Linked DNA regions of Homo sapiens: region 1 is linked to region 2. A link is a loop called in an ENCODE intact Hi-C map of the cell type or tissue named here. Cell type or tissue: B cell. All regions are shown on one strand. Each heading gives the region's core, and the rest is flanking DNA. Links, peaks and the distances in the headings are about the cores only.

The links. A loop is a pair of places that touch in the nucleus more often than their neighbours do. Peaks named below come from ENCODE experiments on the same cell type or tissue, not always from the same donor. Only the 100,000 strongest peaks of a DNase experiment are listed, where the experiment ranks them.
Region 1: a loop joins it to region 2, with 1.8 times the contacts of the local background. A loop is called at or near these places in 2 of 110 quality-filtered maps.

What each region holds. Positions count from the first base shown.
Region 1 is chr6:142,909,908-142,919,303 of GRCh38, reverse strand. The region is part of intron 1 of HIVEP2 (HIVEP zinc finger 2); the gene reads left to right. Among named protein-coding and RNA genes, the nearest start is that of HIVEP2, 31 kb to the left of the region's middle. RefSeq lists enhancers at 5,302-5,391, 5,412-5,491, 5,722-5,791, 6,424-7,280. In B cell, for the core only: CTCF peaks have their summits at 5,308 and 5,509 (motif pointing right); a DNase peak (open chromatin) is centred at 5,613; H3K4me3 peaks cover 885 bases; H3K27ac peaks cover 3,589 bases.
Region 2 is chr6:142,780,093-142,789,488 of GRCh38, reverse strand. It overlaps HIVEP2 (HIVEP zinc finger 2), which reads left to right. Exons shown (of 10, transcript NM_006734.4): 3 at 5,874-5,968. Among named protein-coding and RNA genes, the nearest start is that of HIVEP2, 160 kb to the left of the region's middle. In B cell, for the core only: no CTCF peak of the experiment used is centred there; a DNase peak (open chromatin) is centred at 4,958; H3K27ac peaks cover 1,769 bases.

The DNA.
Region 1 (9,396 bases), core at 639-8,638, 130 kb before region 2:
AATATTTTGTATATTTCACATAAAGGGCATTTAACAGTATTGTTTTCTAATTTTACTTTCATTTCAATCTGTTTCATTAAAAAAGAAAGTTGAGGTGACTTGCCTCAAAGGTCTGTATAATTTTTGAGGCTTCTTTCTGCTTGTGTTTTTGTAACTGTAAAATAAGAACACACTGAAAATATACTGGAATTAAGAAAGCCAGTGTGAGTAAATGAAAATGTCATTAAATTTGGTAGAGAAATGGACAGATGGGTAACTTGAAGTTAATAAAGACATAAAAATCAAAGCAGAGGAATGTATTTTAAGAATAAAACAATCTAAATTGCATGACTTAAAAGTAAAATAATAGGTAGGGAATTATGTATTATAAAGAAACATGAATGTGTTAACTACAGGTGTTAATATTTAAAAAATTATAGTGGGAATGATTTGAGACTTCAGACTTGGTTACATGGCTTTTATGACATCACTTTTTCTAAATTACTGGAACCTGTGTTTGTTTTTACATTGTTTTGTCATGAGAAAATACATTTATATAACTTAAGGCTCTTTTCTTCATTTATTTCACCTTGTCTTCAAAAAATTACATGAACATGTTAATTCCCTAAAAGTGAAAGAACATTATGTTTTTTATTGGTGAATAAGAAGTTGTTATGGAGTGCTCTATTTTTACAGCTGTGCTTCAGGGTATCACGTTCTGAAGAGGTCAGCTTGGCATGATCTCATGGGCATGAATCTTGGGGAGACAATTCTGAAACAGCCACAGGCCTGCAGCGTCGCAAAGCCAGGGCAGAACATCCAGATGCTGTCGTTAGGAGGCACGCGGTCTGTTAAAGCTTTAGGGTGGAAGACCCAGGAGGATGCAGCTAGAAGAATGCCGCATCCACATTCGTGGCAACTCTCTGGGTGCTGTTGTAATTTTAACTCTTGAGTTCGTTTAATAGAAAAAAATAAATAGGGCTGTGAGCGATGGCTCAGGCCTTTAATCTCAGCACTTTGGGAGGCCGAGGCAGGCGGATCACCTGAGGTCAGGACTTTGAGACCAGCCTGGCCAAAATGGCGAAACCCGGTCTCTATTGATAAATAAATAAAAGTAAATAAAATAAATAGGGAAAAATAAATAGGGAGGCAAAGAGGAAAGGGTTTAAGGAAAAAGGTATTGAGACTGAAGTAGAGAGACTGTTGTAGTTTCATTTCATGGCTCACATTGTTCTTGTTAAAATTACAGACGCTCCGGGCATGATGGCTCACGTCTATAATCCCAGCACTTTGGGAGGCCAAGGTGGGTGGATTGCTTGAGGTCAGAAGTTTGAAACCAGCCTGGCCAACATGGCAAAACCTGTCTACTAAAAATGCAAAAATCAGCCAGGCGTGGTGGTGCATGCCTGTAATCCCAGCTACTCGAGAGGCTGAAGCAGGAGAACTGCTTGAACCCAGGAGGCGGAGCTTGCAGTGAGCCAAGGTTGCTCCACTGCGCTGTAGCCTGGGCAACAGAGCAAGACTCTATCTCAAAAAAAAAAAATTACAGAAGCATATTATGATTTTGAGAAGGTGTGTGAAGCTACTTTCTTTATCTGATAAGAGCAGAATTTCTGTGTCTAATACTCAGATATGATTATTTGGGATATGGATTAGCTTTGCTGTCTTTACTTTGGACTCCTCTGTATCAAGGTTGGTGGTAGTTGAGTACATGTGTGATTGGAAGTTGTTTATAAGATTCTTATTTAATGAAATAAGTTAGGAAATACTAATGTTTTCCCATCATTTAGAAATATGTGTTATATTTTTTATCATCACTGTTAATGAGAATAAAATTTGTTATTTGGAATCCACATGCACTCAGAATTGTTGCCACTTGCAGCGCATGTAGTGTCACGTGGATGTCATTCATACCTGTTGCTTCTGCTGCGGTGGCTGTCACTGTCCCTATGCAGAGCTGTACCAAGATCTGCACTCAGAAAATTTTGAGGAAAATTGTTTAATAGGGTTGGAGTGATATAACCTTTGTTTTCATTATTCATGTATTCTGTTTTTCATATCAAGTAGGTTGATGATCCTGGAGAAGAGAGAATTAGTGATAAAACCAACAGTACATCACATACGAAACTGTTAGTAAAATTTTATTTACTTGTTTTTGGACTATTGGAATAAGAGTAGCAAAGAAGTTATCAACTAATCACCTTTGAAATTTTGGATGAGTGACATAAGTTAATAATTGCTTATGGCAGCATAATTATTAACAGTACAATATTAGAAGAAGTGCATTTAAAATATAGTTAACATACAGTAAACCAGCCTGTCACATTTATAGTATGTCCATTATGCTACAGTAGAAGCCTTAGGAAAATTAAATACTGTATGTATCTTTCTAGAGAAATAATTTCCATCATAATATGGTATACAATTAAAACAGTAGTTTCTTTCAATATGTAAAGGATATTTGCTTACTGTTGATTATTTAACAAATACTTATTGAGTAGCTGTTAGGTGCTGGATGCTGATCTGAGAGCTGGGGATACAGCAGGAACAAAGAGTTTCAGTCCTCATTGGAGGACCCTAATCCATATTAATCTGACAATCATACAGCTGTAGAATTATAAATTAGTTGATAACTTCTTTCCTACTCTTATAATTATAAATTATGCTTTTAAGGTGCCAGGAGAGAGGAGAACAGGAGAGCTTCATCTCTTTGATGAAGTCAGGGAAAGATTTTTCTGAGAAACGGATGTCTTGAGCCCAAATTGACTAATGGGGAGCATTAAATAAGTGAAGGGGTTGGTGGATTCTCCAGGTGGAGGGAACAGCTAGGGCACAGGACCTGTGATCAGTGGGATCATGGTTCTAATCAAAGGCGTAAAGGAACACTGCTGTGGCTGGAGCACCAAGAACAAGGGAGCTGCACAGGGCTTGGTCCACACAGGGTCTTATAAACTCAGTTTAGGATTTTGGTCTTCATCCCAACTTGAATGGAAACCCATAGAAGTTGTTCAGACATGGGGATGAAAGGATTAGATTTGCATTTTGAAATTTACTTGGACTATGTAGTTGAGCTTTGCATGGTGAACAAATTGGAGGGTGGCAAGATTGGATCTAGAACTAGTCAAGAGATTACTGCAGTAAACCAGGGAGTAGATGACTACACTAGACTAATCCACTACAGTGAATTAAAGAGGTAGAGGTGGAGACCAGAGAAAGATTGGTGAGATTTGAGAGATTTCCAGGAGGAGAAATAGATAGGGCTTGATAGTACCTGTAGAGAGTGAAGGAGAGGACGTAGCCTAGAATGAGTCCTAAGTGTGTGGTCTGCATGCCTGAATGGGCAGAGGCACAATTTATTGGGATGGGGCTCACTAAGGGGAAAGCCAGGTTTAAGAAAGTGGTGACTTTTGTTTTTGGATTTGTTGAGTTTAAAGCGGCTTTGAATTATCTAAATGGAGATGCCAAGTAGTCAGTTGATCATAGGAGTCTGGAGGAAGGGGTGGTCTGGAGATGGAAGTGGGTGTCCTTAATGTATAGATGGTGTCTGAGTTGTAGTGGATGAGAGGGTGTAAAGAGAACAGAGACGAAAAGAGAGTGTGGGGCTAACTCTGGAGAAACCCTAACTTTTACAGGCCTGATTCAAGGGAGTGATGCCACCAAGATTAAGAAAGGCTGGCTAGAGGTCCATAATAAAAGAGAGTCCAGTGTCATAGCATCTATGTGAGGAGAGGTGCAATAGAGATTTTGCCAGGGCTGCTGTGATAAAGTCCCACATGCTGGGTGGCTGAAAACAAAAGACATCTATTGTCTCACAGTTCTGGAGGCTGCAAGTGTGAAGCCAAGGTGTCAGCAGGGTTAGCTCTTCTGAGGGCTGTGAGGGGAAATCTGTTCTGTGCCTCTCTCCCAGCCTCTGGCCATGGTTTGCAATCCTAGTTGTTCCTGGGCTCCTCATTACTGTAGTCTCTGCCTCAGTCTTCATGTAGTGTTCGCCATTTCTGTCATGTTGGATAAGGGGCCCACCCTACTACAGTGTGATGTCATCCTAACTAATTACATCTGCAAGGACCTTATTTCCAAACAAGGCTGCATTCTGAGGTATGGAAGTTAGAACTTCAATGTTTCTTTTTGGGGGGCCACAATTCCACACATAACAAGAGGATTCAAGCAGATTTCCCTCTTGCGTAAGGCTCTCCAGGGGAAGCAGTGACAATCATGACCCAGTTCCCATTCTTACACAATATTTTAATATTATTGTGTCCAGTGAGGTTCAAATTAAGTGTTTAATGGTAGCTGAGGTAAATGTAAGGAGTAGGAATAGAAAGAAGATTAAATGGGGGAGAAATAGTGGGGAAAAACAGTTCTTAGAGGAGATGAAATTTGAATTGGGCCTTAAAAGAAGGGGCTCAGGATTTAAATTTGTGGAAAGTTGAGGTAGAAAGGGCATTACCGGAGAAGAAAACCTGCATGAAGTCTTCATCTGGAAAAATATTCAAAGCCTTCAAAAAGTAGGAATCTGCTCTTTGTCACTTAGCATAAAAGAACCATGTTCTTGCTGGTTTCCCTTTGTATGGAAAGAATATTAGATATTTATGTTTGATGAAGAGACTTTTGGCATGAGTAAGGCTGGGTTGTGCATTCAATTGATTTAGTTAACAATTATTTATTATGTACCAACTACTATGCACCAAGGGCTGGGGATACATCAGGTTTTGAATAGTCATTTAACCTCTCCCTGCAACACTTCTGCATCAGCCATCATTTTAACACACAGTTTATGAGTAAAAATGTGTTGATTGTCTGTTATGACTCTGCCCATTTTCAGAGTCATAAATTTAATAGTGACTAATAATTACTGAGCAGCTTACTCAAGACCAACCGCTATTCTAAATACTTGACCTAAATTAACTAATTTAATCTTTATCGATACTTTATAAAGTAGGCTCCAAATTTCATAGACTCTAAGGTATCATCGGTTGTAAGATGGCATTTGATGTACCTCTAAGAAAGGAAAACAAAGATTCCAATTTTTTTTGAAAGATGCCATCCATAGTAAGACACATTCTGATTTCAAAAATGTTAAAATATGAAAAAAAAGCTTATGTCTTAGAATTGGTAGACCACTTAAATTTGATGGCACATGATAACTGTGGCTGACATGTGAGAAAATGGGGGCACCAAGAAGGGTCAGTTGCTTGCCCACGGTTACCTACGGATACGCAGTGTTAGCTCAGGTTCTGCTTCAAGGGGCTGCTGCCAGAGCCCATCCCCAGTACTATGACTGCAATCTCCAAGCACATCTCAGGCACTTTTTTTTTTTTCATATACTGAGAGCCTGATAATATTTCAGGGCTCTAACCTGACTGAGTTTTGCGGTACACTGTGGTGGGAGAGACACGTGCAAACGTGCAACTTGCTGCTGGTGATCCGGCTGATCAGGGACTTTGCTGGGCCAGTCTTTAATTTACTACTTTTTATCAATCTGGAATGTTGACGATGAAGAAATGCCACAATGGTGAGCCACGAGATGGCGTGGAGGTGAGGATGGGGCAAGAGTGGGTGACTTTTCTTGTGGAAAGTGATGCATCTTTGGCCCTGTTCTAAGTTTCACTTCCTCTGAAGGCCACATTCAGCACCCCCTGCAGTCGACTGTGCTCTCTGTGATTGTCATCAGTTGTGCTCTCACCACGTTACTTGGTTTCATTTCCCGTGTTTTACCTTTCCTCTGGTCTATGGTGGCCCTGTAGACACCTCTTTCTTCCAAGGCTTGTGGGAAAGTGCCTAGAAACTTAGTTAAGTATGGCAATTAGATACTTAGTTAAGTATGGCATTGAAGCTGGCAAAAGAAAGCAGTGAGCAGTGAAGTACCAGTGTGATAACTCTTCAATCCTTTTTAGTATTTTCTGTCTTCATGGGGACAGCCAGTGTGCCCTGATCCATGGGTTTTCCCCCTCAAACTGGTTTATTGAAAAAATCAGATATTGTTCATACTTCAGGTACTTTGAAACTATCCAAATGATAGCATGAAGGAAATGTACGTTTTTCGTGTTTCAGAAGTCGTCAGAGTGAAAGTAGAAGTTCTCATTAGCATCCCAAGGCTTGAGTTTTTGAAGATGTTGTAACAGCATGAGTAAGAAATGAATTGATACAACTTTTTGACAAGCTCATCCTAAGCTAAGCAGTTCGGTTCCCATAGGTCACCATGAGTCCTGGTTTTGTCTCCCTGCTGTGGTAAGGGGCCATCCTCTGTGTGCTGGCTGATGACAGTCTTAGTCTCCTCGTCTGTAAATTGGGGATAACAATACCTCCAATACAGCCCAGTGCTTTTCTGATTTATGTCTGCTAAGTACATTTTCATACCCACTTCTAAAATCATTTGATTTTTTCTTCTCCTTATAAATGTGCAGCACAAGCAATAATTCCACCTAAGCATCTACCTCGTAGGAATGATCACAAAACCTTACCATTCTTTAAACTCACAGTCTCCAACCTTTTTGGCACCAGGAACCAGTTTCATGGAGGAGAATTTTTCCATGGTGTGGGGATGGTGGATGGTTTCCGGATGAAACAGTTCCACCTCAGATCATCAGACATTAGATTGTCATAAGGAGCATGCAACCTAGATCCCTCGCATGCGCGGTTCACAGTCGGTTTCACGCTCCTATGAGAATCTAATGCTACCGCTGCTCTGATAGGAGGTGGAGCTCAGGCAGTAATGCTCGCTTGCCCACCACTCACCTGGTGCTGTGCGACGCGGTTCCTAAAAGGCCATGGACCATTACTGGTAACTGAACATGACCCACTGGCCTTGAGAAGCTGACTGTAGAGGAGATGGATGTGCACGTAGCTATCAAGCCAGGATGAAAACAGCCACGAGAAGAGAGGTGTGATGAGGAGAAGGGGGAAGGGATTTCTGAGGAGAAATATATGAATTCTACTAGAGGGGCTTGAGAAGCCTTAGTGGGAGGGACAAAAGTTCGATCACTGTTATTAGCATGTGTTTGGAACTAGATGTAAATAACAATGGTTGTATACACTGAGGCCTGAAGTTGTCTTTTCAGAAAGACTGACACTCTGGAGCAGTGCTCTCCAATTGAACTGCATTGGCCAATATGGTAGCCACTAAACACAAGTGGCTTTGGGGTACTTGAAATGTGGCCGTGCAGCTGAGGAACTAATTTTTAAATTTTATTTAATGCTAATTTTATATTTAAACCTAAGCAGCCACATATGGCTAGTGCCTACCATACTGGATAGCACAGCCAGAGGAAACCTGCTGTCACTAACCCAGTATGGAGATTTCAGATAATTATCTTGATCACAAATCAAATCACAAAGTCAGAGACTTTGATTGGCTTTTGCTTTTCAGTATCATTAGCCATAAGTACTAGCACTGAAACATCCATTAGACACTAAAATACAGTAACTCATTAATTATGAAATGATGAGCGGTCAGTTAAATTAGTCAGTGATACCCTCGACACACACACTCATGCATAGATCTACATGCATGCACACATATCATGCACACATACGCATCACAGACACACAAACACTCACACACATTTCCCCTGATTGTTTCTTGAACTGGACAGAGGGAGAAATATGTTTTTGAATGGCTTGTTGTCTCATTTCTGAGACAGTGAATTAATGATCCTTCTCCTGGGAGCAGTGTCAGGCTGAGCAAAGAGTCCCTGATGGAAGGAAAGGACCAGCTTTGTCCTATAATAAGAACCCTGCAAAAAAGGGTCTCAGATGATTCTTAGTCTCCTCGTCTGTAAATCTGGGGATAACAATACCTCCTCTGTCTGCCTCAAAAGATAATATATGTTTATAAAACCTTCTTTTCAGGGAGGTTTTCCCAAACCAATATCTCATCTTTTTAATAAGCCTGCAGGACACTTCTCTTTCTGTGTTGACTATGGTACCAAGAGATATGATTATACATATTTTCTCCTTGATCTTAAATGCCCTATGGCAATCATCACACCTTTTTAGAGACCCACTTGAAAATTGCTATGTTTAAATTCTGCCCCAAACTTGTTTTAGAATTCTTCCTTTCTGAATCCCAACTGTATTCTGTTCAGTCCTAGGCTCTGCCCCTCTCAGCACGTTTGTCCTCTATTCACTGGGCTCCCCTGAAATGTTGTTTGTGCTTATTTTTAAGTTTTTTTTTTTTTTTTTTTTTAATGTGTTTGTGCTTTGTCTTCCATATTAAAGTGGAAACTCTCTGGGTAGAGGTGACCTTTAAACTTTATTGTCTTGAACTTTTTAAACTTAATTTTATCCAGTGCATTGCAGAGGGTGGCATTCATTAAATTTTGCAGACTGGTAGTAAAATAGAGGACTTGAGTCTTTAGGGCTCAGACTGACATTTTCAATGTGTACTCTTTGGTTATTTAGATCAGTGGATTCAAGCTGTATCATGCACGATGGTCTTTCAAGGAGCGTTAAAAAATTCAGGCCCCCATGCTCTACGCATGTGATTCACTAGGTCTGAGGTGAGGCACAGGGAACCTTAATGTTAAGAGGTAAATTAGGTAATTCTGCTGCCGGTGATCTGAGAACTACTCTTTGAGAAACAGTGGTTTATATATTAAGATACCATTTCTATGGACTGTACTTAAAGAAGACTTTTCTGGCAGTAGGGATCTTGCTTCTAAGCAGAAGTGTAGGTTTGTTGTTGTTGTTGTTGTTTTGTTTTGTTTATCTTTATTTTTATTTTTTGAGACGTAGTCTCGCTGTGTCACCAGGCTGGATTGCAGTGGCACAATCTTGGCTCACTGCAACCTCTGCCTGCCGGGTTCAAACAATTCTCCTGCCTCAGCCTCTCATATAGCTGGGACTACAGGCATGCGCCACCACACCCAGCTAATTTTTGTGTTTTTTAGTAGAGATGGGGTTTCACCATGTTGGCCAGGATGGTCTCAATCTCTTGACCTCGTGATCTGCCTGCCTCAGCCTCCCAAAGTGCTGGGATTACAGGCGCAAGCCACCATGCCTGGCCTGTTTTGTTTATTTTAGAAGAGAATGAGAGAAGAGTGGGAAATTTTGTTGGTAAAACATTTCTTTAAATTATCTTCTTAAATGGGTGGCATGGTCAGTTGGGTAATAGAAATATCTCATCAGAAAGAAACGGATAATGCATGAAATGATTTTATCAAACTGCAATGGTAGAAAATACCTATTCAGCCTTCACTCAGAGCTTGTTTGTCCTTATTTTAGGCTTAGTTTTAATAGGCTTGATGATCTGATTGGCTAGAGATTAGGAGCAGTATATGGAAGTCAAACATTGTCACTGGTAAAGGATGGCATGTTGACTGCAAATGTAATCACTGACAGCCTGAAAGTGAAGAAGGAAATAGATAAACTATAAAAATCAGAAGCAAGATCTTAAAGATCAAAATATAGGCCACTGGA
Region 2 (9,396 bases), core at 845-8,844:
ACATTTAAATAGTAATAGAAGTTTGTAGTCATATATTTGCTCCTAAAATCAAGTTAGTCAGATATATGACTTACGTGATGTCAAATTGGGTCAAGAAAACAAACCTAGGTTATAGCTCTTATCTTAGAAAACATGACGTGTGTTTTAAGGACACATGTTGGGAGAAGTTTGCATGGCCAATACCAGATGAGCACAGCCAAGATGCAGAATGACTGGAGAACACTATATGATCCTGAACCATCAAAGGAAGATTAAATTATGGTTAGTAGACTGTAATTAACTCAAGGCAAAAGCTAGTGTACTTTTGAAAATAAATTACCACCAGATGTTTAACAAAAAATGATTTTCTCTGTGGTCTTTACCTAACCATAAGATTGTATTAACTAGAACACCTTATTCCCCAAGCATCCTCATGAACCAACATTCCATCACACAAAATAAAGTATATATAATCATAGAGAAACCGGAATGGTAGAGTCTTGTATTTTTATTTCATCTGACAAATGTATTTGTCTCTAAATCTAACATTGATAACTGTGCATTTCTGTATATTAGCATATATAGTTTTATTTAAATATTAAGTTCAGTGTCGTTACATCTAGAAAGCCTTTTCTAACTTTCCAGAAAGGAGTGACCATTCCCTCTTGTAATCTCCTTTGTAATCTGTTTATATTTATGTCATTTGTTGAACTAATTCACAAATATCTCCCCGCTGAAGCTCTGAGCTCTTCGTTTGTTTGTTTGTTTTGTTTGTTTGTTTGTTGTTGTTGTTTTTCGAGATGGAGTCTTGCTCTGTTACCCAGACTGGAGTGCAGTGGTGTGATCTTGGCTCACTGCAACCTCTGCTTCCCGGGTTCAAGAGATTTTCCTGCCTCAGCCTCCTGAGTAGTTGGGATTACAGGTTCCAGCCACCACACCCGGCTAATTTTTGTATTTTTAGTAGAAACAGGGTTTCACCATGTTGGCTAGGCTGGTCTTGAAGTCGTGACCTCAAGTGAGCTGCCCGCCTGGGCCTCCCAAAGTGCTGGGATTACAGGTGTGAGCCACCATACCCAGCCAGCTCTGTGCTCTTAAATGCAATGCTTGTCTTTTCTTTTTCTGTATTGTGTAAATACAGCCCATTTCTGGCATATCGTAGGCATTCAGTAAATGTCTTTTTTTTGAGGGGGGGATTTTTTTTTATTATACTTTAAGTTTTAGGGTACATGTGCACAATGTGCAGGTTTGTTACATATGTATACATGTGCCATATTGGTGTGCTGCACCCATTAACTCGTCATTTAACATTAGGTATAAGTAAATGTCTTAAAGTATCATAGAATAATCAGAAATCCTATTTAAAGAGGCCTAAGTTACAATCTCTAATGCACATGTATCTGCTTTTTTTGTTTGTTTTCACTAGTTTTAATTTACACAATGCTTTGTTTCCTATCTTTTCTGTGCTCCTGCACTACCTGCTGAGAATCAGCAATAGACCATATGTAGCTTTGGTGTCATTTTTATGGGCAGTTTCTGGCTAATTTGGACTCAGTTTGCCCCAGCCTCCTATTATGAAAACTCTGTGGGAATCCTTCCTTCCATGCACCTTCTTGACTTTTCAAAACCTTCTACATTGTTGTCCCAGTAATGAATTGCCCCATGTTCCAAAACTACTATGTTTCTCTTTTCCTAGTCATGTCCCTTTAATATGTTTTCTTTTTTACATTTCAACCCCAACCTCATCCATTACCTTTATATCAAAAATATTTCTGAAGATCTAAGCTTATAGTCATCATCCTGTCAATGTATGTGTGTGTGTGTATGTGTGTTGTCTATCCTGTACCTGCCTTCTCTAGTCCTTCGCAGCCTCTTCTTCCTTTGCCACTTTACGCACTCCAGAGTGGAACAATGGGCCCATTTAGAGTCTTTTTTTTTTTTTTTTTGTAGAGAGGAAAAGATGCCTCTACAAAAAGCTTGTGAAATTGATGGATTATATCTTGAACATTGATATCTCTTTCAGTGCTCTTCTCCCATCTTTAGTCACTACTTTTGAATCTTTTCTATTCCCTACTATAAGAGTAAAGTGTCTCTTCTCTAGTGAAGAGTAGTGTTCATTCTTTTAAACATGTAATACTTAAACACTCTTTTTACTGAGAAATAAAACTATCATATCTTGTTTCCAGTTTCTATTTGCCATTTTTCCATTGAGTTTATAAGAATTATTTTCATTGATGTTGTTTTTATTTATTTATTTATTTATTTTTGAGACGGGGTCTCACTCTATCCCCCAGACTGGTGCAATTATAGCTCACTGCAGCGCCAAACTCCTGGGTTCAAATGATCTTCTTACCTCAGCCTCCCAAGCAGCTGGGACTACAGATGTGCACCACCACACCTGCTTAAATTTTTTTTTATAGAGATAGGGTCTTGCTTTGTTGCCCAGACTGGTCTCAACCTCCTGGTCTTAAGCAATCCTCCCAAAGTGCTGGGATTACAGGTGTGAGCCACTACATCCAGCCAATAATTATTGTTTTTAATTATGACAATGCTCATCTAAAGTGTAACTGGTTTACCTTATCAGCTCTTCTCCTAAAATTGTGATATAGTGTGTATTTATTTAACCTCAGAAAAAACAAGGGTGATGGGAGGTACTTGAGAGTTCTGCCAATGAAACCTTCACCTCTTGCTAGATTCATGTAAGAGTCATATTAAAGCATTAACTGTAACTTGTTTTGAAACAATTTGGAAAAGTAGAGAATGGAAAAAGACAACCCCACTAACAATGGGTATTTTTAAAATGTCTATCTTATCTGTCATCTATGAATCAGTAGCTTGACTCTTGCTTAGCTTAATAGTAATAACCTATAAGCATCCAACAACAAGTAACTAATGCCAAGGATTTTTTTTCTTCTAAGAATGGGAAGGCTGAGAAACCACTGGGATAGAAACAGTAATACTCAAATCTTCCAAGTGTTTATTACAAATAGGAGATGGAGGATTGGAAAATATTTTCAAGGGTCTCTTCCATTAACCTGCAGGTTGACAGAAAAACCATCTTGTATGTGGTGAAGTGAAATATAATTTTTACCTCATATTTAGGAAGGAATTTTAAATGACCTTTGGATTTTTATCAAGATTCATTAGCACTATTTCTGAAAACTTGTTTGTTTTATTAAATATTAAGGTTTCATTGCCTGTTAAGTTCTTATGAAGCTAATAACCTAAAAGCAAAGTTAAAGAAATAATCATCTTTCCTCCTTTAGTCCATTTCTTTAATAGCATACTATGTAAACTGTTGATTTCTTGAGAATAAGAGCATGAGTTGTCATAGTACATTCTCAAGAGCTGTTTGATGAAAGGATTTTCTTTTATTTTGATGGAGAAATAAAGACACAAAAACTCACTTAAAATTAATGCAAAAAATAAATTTCTGAGATGGCATCTCCATATCTCCATTTCAATAAGAACAATAACCAAGTCCCATGTAGAGGCCATTACTGATTTCAATTTATAACAAAATGATTTGTGCAAAAACGCTGCAATTGATATCATATCTTTCATGCTAATATTATTTGCATCTTTGCTTTAAAATCATGCTCATCTGGAACTTTCTTTAAGGTAAGGATAAGTATAACATGATTACCATTGCTTTTCTCTTCTTCAAGAGAAACCCAAACATTTAAAAGGTCATGAGTGATGCAACAGAACCAGTTTTTGAATCCTCTTACCGGGTAAAAAGGGGGCTCTTCTGTAATCTACAATTTCAAATACATGTGCATGTCATGAAAGGAGTGTTTACCATTTCCAGTAGCCATCATCTTAGAAAGTAAGACTGGAAAAACGGAGTCAGAACTGGGAATGCTGTCCCATCAGAGCTTGTTGGGGGGCACTCACGTGCTCTGTTTTGCCTGTGGAGACTGCTGGTAGGAATGATGATTTCTGGAAGGGAAGGGAGGTTGGTGCTGGCCTACTGAAAATTAAGCTCTTCTTTTACCTTCTTGCCTCTTAATTTGGTGACTGTGAGATTACCAGTCACAGGTAGTCACTGACTACTGCAAGTTAAGGTTCCGTATAAATATCTGCATCTTTAGAACCTTGGCCCATTTATGTCTTGGATGCATTTTGCTTGGAGTACAAAATAACTCAGTGATTTCTTCTTCTTCTTTTTTTTTTTTTTTTTTTTTTTTTTTTTTTTTTTTTGAGGAATGCCATGCTTTACTTTAGCCTAGATTATAGTTTTTGTGGGTTTTTTTTGAAGTGCTTTTATTTGATTTTTTAAAACAGATGTGATATTTAGTGTGTTAAAAATATAGATATAGTTGGCCGGGCACGGTGGCTCACGCCTGTAATCCCGGCACTTTGGGAGGCCAAGGCAGGTGGATCACGAGGTCAGGAGATCGAGACCATCCTGGCTAACATGGTGAAACCCCCATCTCTACTAAAAATGCAAAAAAATTAGCTGGGCGTGGTGGTGGGTGCCTGTAGTCCCAGCTACTTGGGAGGCTGAGGCAGGAGAATGGCGTGAACCCGGGAGGCAGAGCTTGCAGTGAGCCGAGATCGCGCCACTGCACTCCAGCCTGGGTGACTGAGCAAGACTCCGTCTCAAAAAAAATAGATAGATAGATAGAGATATAGTTAATTATCTTATAGAAAATGTATATTTTTTAGGATATCATCTCTATTCCTTCTATGTTAATGAATCATGCTCTTTAGCATTGATGAAAGTTTCAATTTTGAGAATAGTAGACCTTGTCAGGTGTCACTTTGAGTGCCAGCAAACGGTTGATTTGAGGCAAGAAGAATAAAGTTTAAAAAAGAAAATAAATCTAGCATTTGCTTAATAATTTGCCCTTTGCAGCACCAGAATCTTATGTGACCACCCACATTCATCTGGTTACTGACGTGGTTCTTGCTTCAATTGCAGAAGCTATTTTTGCACCTTTTGTGTCTTTTGAGGAACCGAGTGGGCCTACTTGCTTATAATGATTCATGTCTCAAGTGCACAGGGTGTCCTGAAGTGCTACTGCAGTGGTGTGCAGAAAGGAGGGGGAAACTGAAGCAAACTACTTCCTTTAAGCACTTTGAATGTTCACATGAAGTGGTACTGCAGGAAAGCACACTTTAACTGTTATGTTTTAATGCTTTAGTTATTCTTATGGGAGTTTTGTAATAACTTGTCAGGACAAAAGGGCGATTTTTTTAAAAAAATAACAAATATACGATTATGGGTATTATAATATTATTTTTAAGTAGGTCTTTTATACTGGGAGATAAACTCTGTTAAGATTGTTGATTAATCTATTCAGATTAGGTAGTTTGATCTTCCATGCATTTCTTTGGATCATACTTGAATAAATATTAATTCCATATATGAAAAGTTCCTTTCTTCATTACTTACTAGACTTTTAAAGTCTGAATTTTGCTTTGGTTGGGTTTGGATTCCTATTTCAGAATTTAATTTTAGCACAAAGTATAACATTGCTGAAATAAACTATAGAAACAAATTTACAACAAGGTTATCTGAGACTTCATCCTGCGAGGTTTAGTTGCTAATACACCCAAAGAAGTTCTGTAGAAATCTCAGCTTTGTGGCAGAACCGTATCATGGACTACAATGACACAATTTCTAGTGCTGGTACTTGAAGTTTTAACTCTAGCATTTCACTGTTACAGGGAATTCCCTTTAATTACAAGTATTTATTCAAAAGATTTAAACTATGTTAAAAGAAAGGAAATTCTTTCCTGGGGGCAAAAAAAAAAAGCTTCTTGAGAGATCCAGTTCCAAATTTTCTTTCCTAAAGGAAGGCAGGTTCTGTGAGTGAAGAAGAATGAGCGTGCTTATTAAATTCATTACAGATGTCATCATCTTTTAAATCTTCTTATTCATCTTTTAGATTCCCAGAAGTTGTGCATGAGTTCCTGTGAGGAGAGTTGGCATCTTGGAAATCAAAGACGGTTGTGATGCAGTTTTTTGATATGAGGATAACAGGTTAATAACTAAAATTTATTTATTCTTACTCTCTTGTTACATTAAACTTGAAAAGCTGTTTTGGCCTACTATGGACTCATATATAAACTGGAGGGAGGAAACAATATATTTTCCATCTAGAGAGAAAAGTGTTGTTTTGTTGTATTTTGTTTTTCATAGTAGACTAGTCTTTTTTTTTTTTTTTTTTTTTTTTTGTGACGGAGTCTTGCTCTGTCGCTAGGCTGGAGTGCAGTGGCACAATCTTGGCTCACTGCAACCTCTGCCTCCCGAGTTCAAGTGATTCTTCTGCCTCAGCCTCCCAAGTAGCTGGGACTACAGGCACCTGCCACCATGCCCGGCTAATTTTTGTATTTTTAGTAGAGACAGGGTTTCACCATGTTGGCCAGGATGGTCTCGATCTCTTGACCTCGGCCTCCCAAAGTGCTGGGATTACAGGCGTGAGCCACTGCACCCAGCCCACCAATCTTAATTATAATTAATTATCATTGTTATAATTAAAATAGCATTATTCGACAGAATTTATTTCTGACAAAGTTTATTTTCATGTTAGACTCTACTTAGTGAATCCTAATAACTTTTGCTGTATAATGAGAAAACATCTCAGTAGAAAAGTGAAATCACAATTTAAAAAATTATTTTAAAAGGTATGACAAAATATTAAAAGCAGCATGCTGTAGCCAAAATAAGTCATAAATATCTTGACTAAATAGGCAAACTCTACAAATATATGCAATGATGCCTGCATTGCAGCCCATGTGAAAAAATATGTTTGTTTCTCATTAGGCTTTAAATATCAAATTAGATTTTAATTACATCAAATTAGAGGATGATCATCACAGTATTTTTACTTTTCTCCAAAAGTTTTCTGAATTGCTTGGCAGGATTGTATATAATAGAGTTTTCTCCATATAGACAACTTGCTCATTTTGGAGAGAACTGAGGTTGTTATGGGAATTTTTACTAAAAGAAGCCTTTATAATGAATTTGGCTCTCAGGAAGCCACCTTTTTAAAAATCATCCTGTGGAAATAAGTCTTTATTCAGCTGGACTCTGGCACTCATCACGCCTTCTTTCTTGGTAGTTCCTTTTTCCCCTCATCCCATACTCTCTGAGCATATATGCTCTGAGCGGTGGTTGGGCAATGAGTGTCTAAGTGACTCGTGGGATCAATGTTACAACTACAATGCCCCGAGATGTTCATGTATTTTTTAAAGATTTTACAACTGATCTGTGGCACTTTAATAACAAATACAATGATGTCCCTTCTAAAATGTCATTCACTAATTATTACCATAAGACACGTATTTTGTTTACAAGTGTCAAACCACAAATCCTCAACAAAAGACGAAATGTTTAGAAGTGTCATACCACCAAATCCTCAAGAAAAGACCAAGTGACCATTTACATTTTTAAAAATGTTTTATTATTAAAATGTTGGAAGTGGAGAAGCCGTGTTTGCTGCCAGTCATTGTATACCGTCATTATTTAGGATGTCATTATTTAATGCTCACTTGACTTTTGCCACCACTCAAGTAATGATTAATTTCCTGAGGTAAGGTTTTTTTCTGAGATAATGTTTTCCTAAGCAAAAGATCCCAGATTGACAACCCTGGGTACTGTAGGTCTTTATTCCTCTGCAGAGTAAGCCTGTCTTCCTGCCAATCCCACCCAGCCGTTATCCTGAAGAGACCTCTGAGGAGGTCCATCTAGGAGGCTGTTTATGTGTCTTTCCTTTGGGACCCTGTCTGGGGAAATTATTTAACTGGGTGCCAAACTTATTTGAGTGGGACTCTGAAGAGTGGCCAAAGGAGAGGGCACACTTCTAGAAGAATGCCTGCTCTTCCCTGTAATATCATTTTCTTTCGCTTCAGTTCCTTTAGTTCCATTACCACTGAAATAGCCATGCAGAGGTAATCTCTTTTTTAACATGATCCCCCTCTGAAAAGTGTGATGAGCCTGCCAGACAATGTCTGTCTTTACTGACTAGAGGACTCCTGTGGGCTGTAGCAGCATCCACAGGAAACCCAAAGTCATATCCCCTGAGTTTTATTCTCCAGTAAATTATCTTACTCCTTTCATAGCACTTAAAACCCACTAGAGAAAATTTTAACTGTGAATGCAAAACTGTATTTGGAATTCCGCTCCTTTGTTGGCAGTGGGTGCCAAAAATGACTTTGTGTGGGTTTGGTTACCATAAAAGGAAATCTCAGTGAATAAAGTGACGACTCGCTGTTTTCATATGAGAATTACTCTCATACTGCATTTTTTGATATATCAATTGATTAGGAAACCTGGTATATATTTTAATGAAATATTAGAGAATCTGAAAAATGAATTGACTCTACACAGTCATAGAGAAATACTGTAGCTATAATTAACCATATTACTATAGATCTTTATAGTTCTAAGTGGATCTCTGTTGCAGAAATTAAACTAAAATTGCAGGTAGATACAATGGTACATTTAATGACTTGTAATAATGTTATGAAGTCCAAAGAAAGTATTTTCCTGACTTAATGATTCATTTAATGTAGATTTCCTTATCTAACATACTTTTAAAAATGTTTTGTTATCTATAAGCATTTTTATACATTTTAGTAATAAAATGTAAGCTCAAGAATTTATGCCATTTGGAAGAGTTAAGTTGCTTAGTAAAAGTGTCACCTAACAAAACAAGACAAATGCCATTATCTAATCTTGAAAACCCTATTGTTTTTAAAGTGAATTTATTTTCCTCAGTATAACATGAGTGGAGTAGCAGAGAAACTTTCAAACCCTCCCAAATCCTGCTTGTTTTTAAAGAGAAAGTCATGCCATGTTCAGTAATAGATTATGATGCACACAATTTCCATTGCAGAATCTTTTCAGTTTCCAGGATAAAGCAGCTGTAGAAAAGTGACAAATACAAATAGTCCATATTTTTAATGGTTCATAAATATGATCAATAAATTCTAAAAGAAGCCATCGCTCACTTTCTCTCCCACCTACCTTTCTTTATATGTCTCAGAAACTCCAAGAAGAGACGTGATTTTATGGATAGCAGTTAGTCAAAGGCTCCCCAAGGATAGTGTTGGAGAGAAAAAGACATCCTCAAACATGTTTCAAATCAAATGTGAAAGTTCATGTGAAATAAGCATGATTTCTAGTTCCCTAATAAGCCTTTCACTGAAGTGAAAAACTAGACATTGTGGATCAGAGGAGGGGTCCCTGTAGTGCTGGGACCTCCAGCTTAGGCACAAAGATGGAAGCTCTTCCCGCACAACCCAGGAGAGAAAGCATGGCGTGGGATATCACCTAGCTTCCTGGTAAAATGGTGGGGCATCTCGGGTAGGCTTGTCTTAGAAATTTAAAAGGAAGAGATTTTCTTGACAGAAGCTATTTGCATAATTGAGTTAATGTTTTGAATCTTAAAAACTTTCTGGATAATA